4 separate regions of the Homo sapiens genome follow, and regions 1, 2 and 4 are each linked to region 3. A link is a contact called in ENCODE Hi-C or POLR2A ChIA-PET data. All regions are on one chromosome and are shown on one strand. Each heading gives the region's core, a stretch centred on a gene start or an enhancer-like site at or near the end of the contact. The rest is flanking DNA. Distances are from core to core; before and after follow the strand shown. Region 1 holds the start of GPR19 (G protein-coupled receptor 19). Region 2 holds the start of LRP6 (LDL receptor related protein 6). Region 3 holds the start of PRH1-TAS2R14 (PRH1-TAS2R14 readthrough). Region 4 holds the start of DDX47 (DEAD-box helicase 47).

The links. A loop is a pair of places that touch in the nucleus more often than their neighbours do. ChIA-PET counts read pairs that join two places held with the same protein, here RNA polymerase II (POLR2A). Pooled maps may share reads with other maps.
Region 1: a map of transverse colon shows a loop between it and region 3 (23-fold over the local background). The contact joins the promoter of GPR19 here to the promoter of PRH1-TAS2R14 in region 3. A Hi-C loop is called at or near these places in 2 of 168 maps with a recorded cell type or tissue (naive thymus-derived CD4-positive, alpha-beta T cell and transverse colon), 1 of 37 single-sample maps with no recorded cell type and 9 of 50 pooled maps.
Region 2: a loop to region 3 is called in a map of tibial artery, with 11 times the contacts of the local background. The contact joins the promoter of LRP6 here to the promoter of PRH1-TAS2R14 in region 3. A Hi-C loop is called at or near these places in 2 of 168 maps with a recorded cell type or tissue (naive thymus-derived CD4-positive, alpha-beta T cell and tibial artery), 1 of 37 single-sample maps with no recorded cell type and 10 of 50 pooled maps. POLR2A ChIA-PET finds 5 or more read pairs at or near these places in 1 of 52 experiments (activated T-cell).
Region 4: a loop to region 3 is called in a pooled map, with 9 times the contacts of the local background. The contact joins the promoter of DDX47 here to the promoter of PRH1-TAS2R14 in region 3. A Hi-C loop is called at or near these places in 8 of 50 pooled maps.

What each region holds. Positions count from the first base shown.
Region 1 is chr12:12,693,832-12,697,432 of GRCh38, reverse strand. GPR19 (G protein-coupled receptor 19) reads left to right here and starts at 1,250. Exons shown (of 4, transcript NM_006143.3): 1 at 1,250-1,368; 2 at 1,922-1,974. RefSeq lists enhancers at 1,083-1,162, 1,343-1,502.
Region 2 is chr12:12,264,903-12,268,427 of GRCh38, reverse strand. LRP6 (LDL receptor related protein 6) reads left to right here and starts at 1,384. Exons shown (of 23, transcript NM_002336.3): 1 at 1,384-1,747. The coding sequence starts at 1,693. RefSeq lists enhancers at 1,154-1,203, 741-1,377 and a silencer at 1,384-1,693.
Region 3 is chr12:11,169,860-11,173,458 of GRCh38, reverse strand. It overlaps PRH1-TAS2R14 (PRH1-TAS2R14 readthrough), which reads left to right and starts at 1,848. Exons shown (of 5, transcript NM_001316893.2): 1 at 1,848-2,037. SMIM10L1 (small integral membrane protein 10 like 1) reads right to left here and starts at 2,265. Exons shown (of 1, transcript NM_001271592.2): 1 at 1-2,265. The coding sequence starts at 2,102. The coding sequence ends at 1,896. It overlaps PRH1-PRR4 (PRH1-PRR4 readthrough), which reads left to right and starts at 1,834. Exons shown (of 10, transcript NR_037918.2): 1 at 1,834-2,037. It also overlaps a transcript of PRH1 not described here.
Region 4 is chr12:12,811,388-12,814,678 of GRCh38, reverse strand. It overlaps DDX47 (DEAD-box helicase 47), which reads right to left and starts at 1,333. Exons shown (of 12, transcript NM_016355.4): 1 at 1,225-1,333; 2 at 455-548. The coding sequence starts at 1,311. RefSeq lists an enhancer at 1,197-1,506.

The DNA.
Region 1 (3,601 bases), core at 1-2,500, 1.5 Mb before region 3:
TAGAAATCCTTCCATAAAAATACTTTTTAAAAAGTCACTTTGCCTGCCTTTTTTTTTGTTTTCAAACGAATCCAGTCATATCTGTAAAACAAGTTTCCATCAGATCTCATTTTATAAGCAACATCCTCTTCTAAGCCACCTGAAACTGACTTTGAAGAGCTCTTCAAACCATTTCAAAAATTTGTTTGTTGGCTTGTGCTTTCTTGGGTTAATGCTTCTAGAGTCGTCTCCAAGTTTCAAATTTTGCATGGCTGCTTTTTTTTTTTTTTTTTTTTTTTTACTTCGCTTCAAGAGTCAGTCTTAAATCATGTAGGTTTTGCTTGAGGTTTGCTCGAGCAAGAGGACCTTAGGTTTGGTCTTATTTGCATTTTTACCATAACTAGGCCTACATTCTAAATAAGTAACTAAATGCCACCTATGAGTTTCATTAACTGTGGCTGCTTGCCACTTTTTAGTTCTGGTTAGGGTGGTGCTATTGTTTTCCTCAGGTTCATTAGAAACATCTTCCGTGACAGCTCTGACGCGGCACCGATTTCTGAGTGTCCAGTGTTTTCCCTACCATTATTTTCTTTGGTCTGAAGTTGACACTTAAACTGTCCAGTTTTAAACCTCCGATCCGTGTTCCCAAATGAAAACATGACTTTCATTACGAATTACACGTCAAGGGAGCAAACCAAGGCGCTCGGGGCGGCGAGAACCGCGACACAGCGCTTCGCCTGGACTGGTAAACAAACCGCCGCGCAGGCGCAATGGCAACAGGACGGTAACCTGGGTAGCCGCCAATGGGCTTTTTCGTAGAGTGAAAAGCGGAAAAGCCAAACAAAACGCTGGTTCCAAGGTGATAAACTGGCTGACTTCCTCTATTTTTACTTTTTTAAAAAATTTTGTTTCTGAAGAAGTAGTTGTGCGGCCTTCTGGGCCTCGCAGAGATCTTCTTCGTGGAATTCCTCGGCCCCAGAGAAATGCCGCTAGCCTGTCGGCTAGTTATATTAGCCTAATTTTTTGTCTTGATCTTTTTCATTTGACTGCAGCACTAATCCTAATCCACTGGGGCAGCAAAAAAAAAAAAAAAAAAAAAAAAAAAAAAAAAAAAGGGCGGGTGGGATCTCAACGCCACGGAAAACCTTCATACTAGCCGGCCATCACCAAACCACGCGAGATCTGCCTGAGGAGAAGCGCCACCCCGGGAGTGCACGTTTGCGCATGCGTCTGGCTCATCATTTTTAGCGCGCAAAAGTTTCAAAACTTTCCGCCTAGTGAGAGGCGGTCCGATTTGGCCCTTGGGGAGTGTCCGTCGCGTTGATCTGATGGATTCACGTACACAACACCACATTCTATGAGATTTTGCAGGCAAAAGTCCACAAGCTCGTATGGTCATCCCTTCTTTCCGTTTTTATATTGGCCGTGAACTCTGTGAGGGGAGGTTTCAGCGACTGAAGTAGTAAAGGAGTGGGAGCGGGAGAGCCGATTAATGAGGTTGTAGAATAAGAGAGAAATCTGAAGGGACAAAGGAGTTTTATTTATTTTTTGGCTGGTGACCAAGAGGATGTGAGTGTGAGCTAAGGTAATACAGTGGGAAGGAGAAGATGGGAAGATTTGAGAGATAAATGAAGGCAGTAGCTCTGTAGCCTACCTGGGAGGCCAGACTAGAAAGAAGTTGACAGTAGAGGACATTTTTCTTAAAAGAGTGTGAACTTATGCATGTTTGTAAACAGGCAGAAATGGCATGCATTTAGTACATGGTGTATATAAGGTGGAAATCGGGACGCCCCTAATGGAATGGAATGAGGAAGATTCTAAAAGCCACAGTCCTGAACACAGGCCGAGGTGGAATTGCGAAGAACAGTCGCGGTAACAGAAGTCAGGAATTTGGGAACTGTCTCGAGGGATCTGACCAATCTGACCTCTTTTTGTCTCTCAGGATATATGGGACACCTGCACCGGCATTGGATTTGGCCCCGCAACATCTTAAAGGTACCACCCAACACCTGAAGTGTCTGCCTCCTTCCGATGGAGCCTCCTGGCCCCTCCCACCTCTCACCAGCTTTACCCTTTAGCCAGAATGAAATGTGGATTTCATGGAATGAAATGGTGGCATTTAGCTACCACATTACTCAGATGTGTCACTGACACCTTACAGAAGTACATACTTCTAGCCTCTAGCCTCCCAGTTCACTAGATATTAGAGTCCATCTTGATATCGGCAGCAATTCTATGCCACTTAGCTACTATAATTTGATTCTTTGTATACTATCTGGAGTACAAGGCAGAAGAATGCTGATGGAATACGTAATTTTACTCCAACAAAGGAATGGCTGATAGGTAAAGAGTATCACTTCATCTGTAAGAAAAACTAAATATGGAAAGCCACAGGATTGAAGCTAGCAGTGATGGAGAAGGATCCCAGTGTGAATATATAGAATGGAAGTACTTCAGTAAAGAGCCAGGCATGGTAATCACTTACCAAGAAAGTGACTTCATTTCATTTTGGCAGCCTAAAGTATATCCTGGCAGCTGCGCTGTATGTGTGAAGTGCATAGGAAAATGCTGCAGGAAAAATCCATGGAGGCAATGGAATAGGATTTCAGGGTTGAAGCCTGGGTGTCTTGTTTTAGGGAGTGGGATCATCCAGCTCTGAGAGGCATGACATCTCGATATGATGTCATATAAAGTGTGTACAATTGGGAATCAGACCTGGGCTTTGACTTTAGGGTCTGCCAGTCACTCTGTGTGTCCTGTCTGAATCTCAGTTTCTCAATTTATAAAATAAGGATAATAGTGCCTGTGCCATAGGATTATTGTAATGACAAAATGAGGTAGCATAGAACTTAGTGTAAAGTACATGCCACCTATCAGTTGAATTGTGGATGCTCTGTGCATCGTAGGTCCGTCTGTATTTAGGGAGCTTTAAGACAGGTACTCTACCGGGTCAGGCGCGGTAGCTCACGCCTGTAATCTCAGCACTTTGGGAGGCTGAGGCGGTCGGATCACAACGTCAGGAGATCGAGACCATCCTGGCAAATACGGTGAAACCCCGTCTCTACTAAAAAAAAAAAAATACAAAAAATTAGCCGGGCGTGGTGGTGGGCACCTGTAGACCCAGCTACTCCAGAGGCTGAGGCAGGAGAATGGCGTGAACCCGGGAGGCAGAGCTTGCAGTGAACCGAGATCACGCCACTGCACTCCAGCCTGGGCGACAGAGCGAGACTCCGTCTCAAAAAAAAAAAAAAAAAAAAAAAAAAAAGACAGGTACTCTACCATGCCCACACATTAGAATCACCTTGGGAGCTTAAAAAAATCCTAATGCCCTGGCTTTTCTCTATACCAATTAAATCAGAATCTCTGCGAGTGGAGCCCAGACATCAGTACTTTCTTAAAACCCTCCATTTTGCAACAAAGGTTGAGAGCCACTGCTTTAAGAGTTCCCTCTAGGGCCAGGCACGGTGGCTCACGTCTGTAATCCCAGCACTTTGGGAGGCGGAGGCGGGGGGATCACGAGGTCAGGAGCTTGAGACCAGCCTGGCCAACATGGTGAAACCCCATCTCTACTAAAAATACAAAAATTAGCTGGGTGTGGTGGCACGCGCTTGTAATCCCAACT
Region 2 (3,525 bases), core at 135-2,634, 1.1 Mb before region 3:
TAGAAGCAGGTCATTTAAATAAACGGTGACTAGACCTCAGGTGAATTTGGGAGAAAGTGATTTGGCTGTTTCTGCTGTCCATCTACTTACAAACCTGCAGCACCTTTGGTTCAGCGCGCATTTCTTGGAAGGAGCGGAGTGGCTTAAGTCAGAGACCTGGATTGGGCTGAGGTACTGCTATTCATTACTTGAGTGGCCCTGGGTAAGTCATTAACCTCTCAGGTTCTCATTTTGCTCCTCTGTGCAATAAAGAATAAGTAACAAAACCTGCCTTTCCCCAGGGTAGTTTTGAGTGTCAAATATGATAACTTGTGTTCAAGCACTAGTGAACTCCAATGTCACTGAGGTACTTGTTAACATTGTGGTAGCAGCTCCACTTTCTTGCCCATCTGCCTCCAGGTAAGGGCGTGTGACAGCTGGGCAGGATGCATCTGATGGCTCCATTAGGGTTAACTGTTGGAGCGCCTCTGCCCAGACGAAAGCCTGGCAGGTGATTTCAGGGGGCGTCTGGGCCATTACTCCTGAATGCCCAATGCACTGGGAGTAGCAGAGGCTGTGCACAGTCTGAGATTCTAGGGAATCTTTTCCTTCTCAAGCTGAGAATTGATAATCGAAGCATGCCAAACATTCGTTATTATATGCAACTTGTAAAATCCTAAATAGTCTTGTCCAATTGTCCCTTTGCTCTTAGGTTTTGAGGCATTTATCTTGGAATTTTATCTGCCAGTTTAGAAATCTTTAGCTGGTCGGGCTTAATTCTGGGGGCAGTTTGTATTTCTGGGAAGGCGGGAGAAAAATGACAATCTCAGTTTTGAATTGGCGTTTTAATATCGTTCACCAGATCCACGCTGAAAGCCGGTGTAAACAGCGTTCAAAAATTCCGCCCTCCCAAAAAAAGGATGCTGAAACCGATTTCCAACCCCGAAGACGGAGCTCATCACCCCGCAACGGGATCCGCCGTGGCTCCCCGCGCGTGCACCGCGGCTGGGCAGTCTCAGGTGGCTGGGGGCGCGAGACCGGAGCCCCACCTGGCCCTGCCGGCGGCGGCCGCACAAAGAGCGGGGCAGACGGCTGCCCGGCCGAGCCGCAGAAAGTAGTCCCGACCACGCCGGCTCCAATGTTGTTCAACGCCGCCTCACGCCCTCCGCGGGGAGGGCCGAAGCGGCCGGTCCGGGAAAGAATCCCGCTGGAATGCGCCACCGGGAGGAGGCTTTCCCTCCCAGTTCGCCTCTGCTAGCCCAGAACCTCTCCCAGGGTCTCAGGCAGAGGCTGTGCGTGCGGTTGCCGACTCCCTTCCCTGGCCGTACAGGAGGCAGTACCGGGAGAAGGGGCTCGTTGCGCGCAGGGACACGGTCGCGGCGACCCTAGGAGGCGGTGCCGACCGTATCCCTGCGCCGCTGCGCGAGGCAGAGGCTGAATGAGGAGCTGCGCGGGGGAAGCGGGGCGCCGGGGGAGGAGGCGGCGGGATGGAAGCAGACGCTGGCGTCGCGCGAGCCCGGGGCCGAGCGGCGCGGTAGAGAGGGCGGCGGCGGCGCGCGCGGAACCTTGACGTGCCCCTTTCTTTCTTCTCTCGCTGGGAAGCTGGGAAGTATGAGCGTGCAGCCCTGCCGCTGCGGCGGCCGCCCCGGCTCCTCGCCTCCCCCACTTCTGGCCACCCCTCGCCGGTGAGAGAAGAGAACGCGAGAAGGGAAGATGGGGGCCGTCCTGAGGAGCCTCCTGGCCTGCAGCTTCTGTGTGCTCCTGAGAGGTGGGAAGAGTGGGGGCACTGGAAAGTTGGTGGGGTTCGGGGGGAGGTGGCCTTGTTGTATGTGTCTAGGGGGAGGGGAGGGACGGAGGAAGGGAGAAGGGGAGAGGAGCGGGGAGAGGCCTGGTCGTGGGGAGGGGGAGAGAAAGGGGCCCGGGAGCAGGGGCTGCGTGCACCGCCCGGCCACAATGCGGACCTGGCCTGGCTTCCCAGACCTTCCCCGGACACATCGGAGCTTCGATCCCGGCTGCTGGTCTTAGGGAACCCTTGGCACCCCATGCTGTCGGGATGACTGAGTGTCTGTGTGCCTCTCTCTGCCTGGGGTCTTCCAGGGAAAAGGGTCTTTGTACGTATTTTGGCTTTTAAAATGTTTGAGTCCGAGATGCTTTAAGGTTGGCCTTATCCATCGAAGCCCCGCCACCCACTCCCCACCCCGTTTCGGTGTTTCTTAGGTGAACTTTTAAAGCCCTCTTGCTATTTTTTCCAGGCCTTGTTACAGGTAATGATTGGCTTCCGTTTGGGATATAATGACCCTGGGTGAGAGCGCAGTTGGAAAGTGACTCCGGGGTTATAGGTCGAGCGTTTCAGCATTGGGAGCCTTCTGAGCTTCAGCCCATAATAAAATAAAACATTGCCCTTGTAACCTCTGGTATTCACGGCTTGCCCCTATTTTCGGAGTATGCAAGTGTACAGTTGGCACTAAGTAGGGAAATTCATCCTCGTGTGAAGAGGAGCCGGTCCTGGGACCAAAATGATAATTTGCTCTGCACCCCTGGGGACTGCTTGGCACTTTGGTAAATTGCATAGGCTGTTCGAGATAATTTGCTCTGGGAATCGCTTGAATTCGATGGCACTATGATGTTTTGAATTGGACTGCAAAGCTGACACATGCTCTGTGACTTTTGTGACAGTTCACAAAGATTTTTGACTGGCCCGTCGGCAGCTCTTCTCAAACTATTTAGTGTTGAACTTGAGATGGCTGTGATGGCTGTGGAGCATTTACCAGCAGAGGAATTTAAGTACTGCTCGATACGGTGGCTTGTAGTTTTGGTTTGGTAAAGTTCTTACTGGCGTTCATAGTAAGTTCTTTTCAGGCATGTGACCGCTGGTCGCTGGAGATTTTTAGGTGTTAACAAGCTAAACTTTTGTTAAGTTCTCCAAACTAATTTAAGTTTACAGAACACTAATAGTAACTAATAGTCTGTGACAGGTGTATATTTTTGCGTGTACTGTGTATATGTATTTCGGATGAGAATGATTGAGTTTTTTTTTGGAGGAGGAGAAATACTTTCTTCAGTTACTCTGTAGTAATGCAGCATTGTGTTTGCATGTTATATTACTTGATACTCTAAGCATATTACAAAGTTTTCCCACATGTAAACCCCGGAAAGGTAGTGTTCATTAGATTTTTGTGGCAGAAATTTTAATGAAGTGTTACGTACTGGAGAGGTTTCATAAGTATATACTTATTTTATTATTGGCATACTCTATTGAAAGGGGTTTTGCTGTAGCTGTTAGAAACAACTATATTTGACATAAGAATATGTATGTATTTTAAGACATAAGGTTAATAGGGCTGACAAATATGAGAACCAGCTGATTGGTTAGAGTCGTGGGAAAACTTATAACTTGGGATGTTTCTGGTTGTCTAGTTGTATTTCTTGGAGGAGAAGCGTGTGATGTAAATGCCGTTTGTTTAACACCAGCTTTGAGACCAGAGCTGGGTTTGTTCATTATTGGAATTTAGATAGGTTGCACTTATTTATGTAACAAGACCTGGA
Region 3 (3,599 bases), core at 599-3,098:
TTAGGGAAAAATAAGGCAACCTATGAAAATGGCCTTATGGATTAAAAGAAGTGAGCTCCTATATGGTCAGTGGAATCCAGGAAAAATTTAATGGAAAAAGCGCCACCTAAGCTTAGCTTTAAAACACAGAGTATCTTCAGGTAGAAAAGGCTATAGGAGAATGTGCCCAAATGGAGTTTGGCTGGAGACAAAGAATAAAGACTAGAAAGAACAATTACCCTAGGCCAGACATGGTGTTGGACGGGGCAAGATGCTTACTACTTAAAGCCATAGAACACTGTTTGCTGGACACAATGAGTGGAATATAGAACAATGCAACTATTTTAACACTTTACCCCTCTTAGTGGTTTATTAGTTAATTTTTTCCTGAAAAAAAAAATGCGTATACTACTTTTTCTGCACTTTTCTATATCAGATCTTGATTTAAAACTTTACCACTCTTGGTGATTTATTATTAGTTTTTTTAATCCGAAGAAAACATGTGTATACTCCTTTTTCTGCATTTTTCTATATCAGATCTTGATTGGCTCACCACCATTACACACACACACATCTCTTTTCTCCCATCCTCCCAGCGTTATAGAATCATTTGTTGTAAAATCAGTATTCAGTATTTACATAATTATGACTGACTTTACATGACTACTATTATTCACAGTTGAGGTATACCGTGTATACAGTGTAGTTTTTAAATTTTTATTTTTCTCAGCGTTCAAAATTATATGTTCTGTTTTCTTAATTTTGAAAAATATGCATTCACTAATTTATCCCCACACTCTTTGGAAAATGAAAGCTCTCTAGGCTGTATTCAAATACACCAGGTACTCTATCAATTTTCATTTTTTAAACTATTCTACCTGAGCTCTCCATCTTTAGCCATTTCCTGTTGACTTCATACTGTTCTCCCCTACCACTCTCCCTCTTTAATATATTACCGTTTTAGAAACTTTATGGCTACCCTGTAAGTAATAAAAATGTCTTTCCCCACTCAACAACAGACAGTACCTTTCAAGTTTCCACTTTATAAGGACATAACCCCCATTCCATTTACTTCCCCCGCCCTCCTTCAACATTCCCACTTGTATTTTCCGGCTGTATTTTTAAAACATGGTAAATAACATTTGCACTCCACTTTGTAACCATAATTAAGTATGCCCTTAAACAATAAAAACCATAAACAACATTTGTATTTTACGATTATTTAAATGTTATTCACTGAACAGCCAAGCTTTGTGCTACTATGGGATTTCGTTTTCTGCGGTTCCAAGTCTTGATCCACGTCCTGCCACAGGATCACTGAAGTAGAGCCCATTTTCTTACACTCTCGCCATTAGTTCAAAAGCTTGCAGCATTTTATGTCTGGTACTTGGAGGATGATTTTCCTGTACAGTTTTGCGTTTTTTTCACCGAAAATTTCTGATTATTATTGTTTTCTCTTGTGGGATGAAATATGTACCTTCTATATCACAGCCTTAATACCTTCAGCTTCTTATTCATTGAAATCTTGCTTACAATCCAGTCCGAGGATTCCCGGTTTACTGATTTTCTTTTTCCTGCAAATTTTAGCCTTCTGTTTTGTTTTGAAATAATGCATCCTCTGCGCTTTGTCACATTCTGAAATTCGTCAGGTGTTTTAGGATGCACACTTTCTTAGATGTTTTCGAGGGTCTTAACTGCAGTTCTGTTTCCGGAACAGCGTATTCTCTTTCTAGGGATTGTAGGCTCCCGGCCGCCCCCTGAGGAGCTCCGCTAGCAGCTAAGAGGGCAGCCACGAAGAGCGCCTGAGCACTCTCGCGAGACTGTGGGGCTCGCCATTGGCTGCTCCGCCGCGCCGCAACGGACCCTGGGAGTCGGCCATCATGCTGGCCCCGGAGGCCGTTAGCTTAGTCATGGCTCTAAATATGTACCTGCAATCGGATGTTGAGGATCACCGAGCCCGCGACGTAGAAGTACGGGAAGTTCATGCGCAGCTGCCAGGCCAGCTCGAAGAAGGCGAGCAGGGTGCGGGAGAGCCCCTTGCAGAAGACGCCGTACGAGGTGGGTGTCGCGGCGGGGCTTGAGGCCCTGACGGCCAAGGAGGACGGAGCCGCCGCGGGGGCCATGAGCCAGGTGTCGCCGCCCGCCCAGCGTCTGTAGCGAGGGTTGCCGCAGGGCCCGCGGACCTCCTAGCGACGGCTGGGACCGGCAGGACGGTAAGCAAAGCGGCTCCCGGGCTCACACCCAAGCTTGCCGCTGCCGCCGCTCGGTGCAGTGCGGCGCGTAGCCCCGGGCGCCGCTGGCGCTCCGCCCCTTCCTGTCTGCTTCTCACTGTGGCATTTACCATTTAGAGCTCAACTGATGGTAGGTGGCTCTGGAATAGGATGTGTTATATAGCATGTACGAACATCCATGCAGATAGTTCCACTTTAAAATGAAAAAATCTAAGCGAGATGTAACTTGCCGTAGGGCACAAAATTTGTAAGGGCCAAAGCTAGATTAAAACTTTAGTTTGTCTGCTGTGTTATGTGGGATGTTAGGAATCTTACCCTTTTGATTTCATAATATTAATATTAGGGCAAGATGATTCCTACGCCAATAAAAGCACAAGGTCTCTGTATTCATAATATACCATAGACATAAAAAGGATCACAATCTTAGTCTTTGGATTTTTCTATTTATTAGGAATATTTAAATTGCAAGTGACAGGAATGATAAACATTCAAGCAAAAAACTAGTGGACACACACGCGTATATACATAAGGACATACATACAAAATTATATTCCCAGCCATGTAAACCCTTAAAAAGTTCAGATTAGCTGTGGAAGCTTCAGCCATTTCTGCATGGAGATGCATCTGTGAAACCTGTGGCTAGGCTCCAAGAGCTGGAATACTACTCTGTACTTCCAAACTCTTTTTTTGTTGTTGTTTTTGAGACGGGAGTCTCGCTCTGTCGCCCAGGCTGGAGTGCAGTGGCGCGATCTCGGCTCACTGCAAGCTCCGCCTCCCGGGTTCACGCCATTCTCCTGCCTCAGCCTCCTGAGTAGCTGGGACTACAGGCGCCCGCCACCATGCCCGGCTAATTTTTTGTATTTTTTGGTAGAGATGGGGTTTCACCGTGTTAGCCAGGATGGTCTCGATCTCCTGACCTCGTGATCTGCCCGCCTCAGCCTCCCAAAGTGCTGGGATTACAGGCGTGAGCCACAGCGCCCGGCCTGTACTTCCAAACTCTTAATACCATTAGAGTAACAGCACAGTGAATCTCTAATAGCCACAATACTTTTGTTATTTAAATGGTGCACATTTCATTACCTTCACTTATCTCCCATTTTAACTAGAAAGCACTGTATTTTTTAATCGCACACACCGTCTTCATTCATGGATTATTCAAATGTGTGATTTCTGATCATGACCTTAAGGTTACAGTCTTGTTCTGAAAAGCATTGTTGAGATACCACACATCGCACCGTGCACTGCATGTCTAGCAGCTATTCAGAGCACAAGTACGGTACCCTAGAGTACCTCTGTTTCTATATAGTCTACTGATTATATGACTGGTAGAAATAACGTGCCACTGATAAATTTGTAAAAATTAATTTTGTGTTCCCAGCTAGTATTCTT
Region 4 (3,291 bases), core at 84-2,583, 1.6 Mb before region 3:
AAAAGATCTCAAAAAGAAAAAAGTTCATCCCATTAGTTTCAGTTCCAGTAGCCATCAATCTGCTTTAACCACTGTTTTACAAATCTGATAAACATGGCTCACAGCAAGAATTCTCAACTCCTCAAGACACACATATGTGTTCCAGGCATCCTTCCCTAAGTGTGCGCCCACTGATGCATAAAGTCTACCAAGATTGTCGTTAATATACTTTAACTTTAACCTAGGGCTTCCTTAAAGTCAGCATCTGTGGCAGAGAACAAACCCTTTCAGCTATTAAGACAGAAAGTAAGCTCAGTAAAATTGGAGAATGACATTTTCAAATACCATTACCCAAACTTTGTACCTTTAGTGACCATATCCTTATTTCACTTGAAGTATGCAAGCAACAGCTTTCAAAAGGGGTATCTAATTGAGATAACTTTATATTAAATCTGTACGAAGTCATACAACCTACCTTGTAAGGCCAAAGGAATAGCTTCAATCTGGATCTTGGTGGGTTTTGTCCATCCCAACTGGTCACAAGCTTCACACAACACATCTGTCACACCCTTGGAATTCAGAAAAATATACCTTAGCCAAGAACAGCACACCCCTACCTCCCTCCTACTTAACTGACTGTCAGACCCATCATGTACAACCATTGTATTTGATTTAAAAGGTATTTACTGTGCATCTCAGAGCCTACTCTTTAACTATACCATGAGACAGTAGCTCAAGACTTAACGAACACTTTCTGCTCACCAAGGCCAAGGCCAGGTGCTTTACATGTATCATCTCATTTAATCGTCACAACAATTCTGCGAGGTAAGTACTTATTACTATCCCCAATTTACAGATGTGGAAAGAGAAACACAGAGAGGTAACAACTTGTCCTCAGTAAGAGACTGTGTCAAAATTCAAATCTGGTTGGTTCATCTGACTCCAAAGCTCCAGTTATAAAGAGACCAATTCCATTCCCCATATGTACAACCTCCTGGATGCACATACAAACGTTGCCACACTAAAGTGGCGAATAGGGCAAATAGGGGGTCTCAGGGCCCAGCAGCCCTCCCACCACCCAAACTCAGAGCACGTCCGAAACCCAGCCCTCTGAAATTCTGGGGAAAACCCAAGCTAGGCCCCAAGATGCTTTTGTACACTATCAGAGCGGGATCTAAGGTACCTGGGGTCTCCCTGAGCCTAGCACCAGAGTACATAAAAGAAGCCAGCGTCATCCATTCTCACCAGGTCTTTAAATGTTTTAGTTTCCTCCTCTTCCACAATCGGCTGGGACGCTTCGGTCGGAGAATCGTGTTCCTCGGGTGCCGCCATCTTGTGTGAGGTCTCCGGAAGTGGGTCTGCGGCGCGCGGGATGCTGGGAAATGTAGTTTTAGTTCTCCCCGGACGACGTGCTCTGCGCGCCCCCTGCGGGCTTGCCGGGGATTGCACCCGTCCGCTAGGCAGGTGGGGCCCAGTGAATATGGGCGCGTAGGCTTGCGGAATAGATCCGAGTGCAGAAGGGGCTGATCACCAGGGACTCCAGTTGACCTTTAGGTCCCTTTTAAAGAGCCTTCCCTACGTGTGTCGCCAGTTATGTTCCCCGCTTTTCTAACCATAGAGTTTGGAACGGATTGATATTACAATACTATTTTTTTATTATGTCATTACTTTATTCAATAATGTTGAGAACCTACCATTTGCTAAGGCTATGCTAGATGGCTGGTGAATAGGACAGCGACCCCTGCCCTCGTGAAGAAAAAGAAGACAGATCATAAATAAGCTATCACAGAGCATTTCAAATTGTGAAAAGTAGCTGGGTGTGCTCACGCCTGTAACCCCAGCACTGTGGGAGGACGAGGCGGGCGGATCACTTGAGCCCAGGAGTTCGAGACCAGCCTGGGCAACGTGGCGAAACCCTGTGTCTGCAAAATGCAAAAATCAGTCAGGCATGCATGGTGGCATGCGCCTGTAATCCCAGCTATTCAGGGGGCTGAGGTTGAGGGATCAGTTGACCCCGGAAGTTGAGGCTGCAGTGAGTGGAGATGGTGCTACTGTACTCCAGCCTGGGCAACAGAGTGAAACCCTGTTCACATAAAAATTACAGAGTAACCTGGGGAGGGTGGGTTGTGGGGATAACTGTGAGATTGGGAAGGCCTCTCTGAGACAGTGATATTTGAGTTAAGACCTCACTGTTGAGCAGGAGAAAACGCTTTAAGATCCCAGGAGATAATCATTCCAGAGTGAGAGAATTCCAAGTACCAAGACTGTGAAGCTACTAAGGCTATTCTGGAAAGCAGCAAATTCAGAGCTGTATGTTGCATGCCCCATGGCCAGCGAGTGCCCTCCTGTGGCCTGTCACTTGGGTCTCACACTGCGCAGGGTGCTCGTTGCAGTTTTATTCCTGAGGATGGGAAGTTGGGGGCAATCTGGTGTCCGTCACTGGGAAAATGCATAGTTAAAATGTGAACATGGTGTCTACAAACATGCCCTTAACAATATGATTAGATCTGAAAAACCTAGTGCTTAGTGAGAAAAGCATAAAATATATCAAGTATATTAAAATATAGGCCCACAGATATCACATTCTGCTAAAACACATCCAACAGAAGATACACTTGAAATATTTTAGAATGGTTGCCTGCAGAGGGAGAAGAATTAGAATAAAACTGGGAATTGGGAATAAAAGAATTAAGTGTATAAGACAATAGGCCGGCCGCGGTGGCTCACACCTGTATCTTAGCACTTTGGGAGGCCAAGGCAGATGGATCACTTGAAGTCAAGAGTTCGAGACCAGCCTGGTCAACATAGTGAAATCCAGTCTCTACTAAAAACACAAAAATTAGCCAGGCATGGTGGCCTGTGCCTGTAATCCCAGCTACTCGGGGGGCTGGGGCAGGAGAATTGCTTGAACCCCGGAGGCGGAGGTTGCAGTGAGCTGAGATCATGCCATTGCACTCCAGCCTGAGTGACAGCGCAAGACTCCGTCTCAAAAAAAAAAAAAAAAGGATAATAAATACACAAAGCAAGAGAGGAGACTTGTGATGCCAGTGTGCTTGACCTGAGAATTGTGAGGAACTCAACTCAATGTGCCTGCCGACCTCCCCACCACCACAACTAAAAAAGGGCCCTGATTTAGGCATCACAGCAGTGTCTCAACAACAAAAAGGGTAGGATGTGGTCAGAGAATTGGGCTCAGCTCAGACTCTGCAGGACCCTGTTGTAAAAGGTCTGGGGTTTTGGATGTTATCCTAAATGCAGAAGGAAGCCACTGGGGGTTTAGAGCAGGGAAGAGACATGATCTACACATTTAAA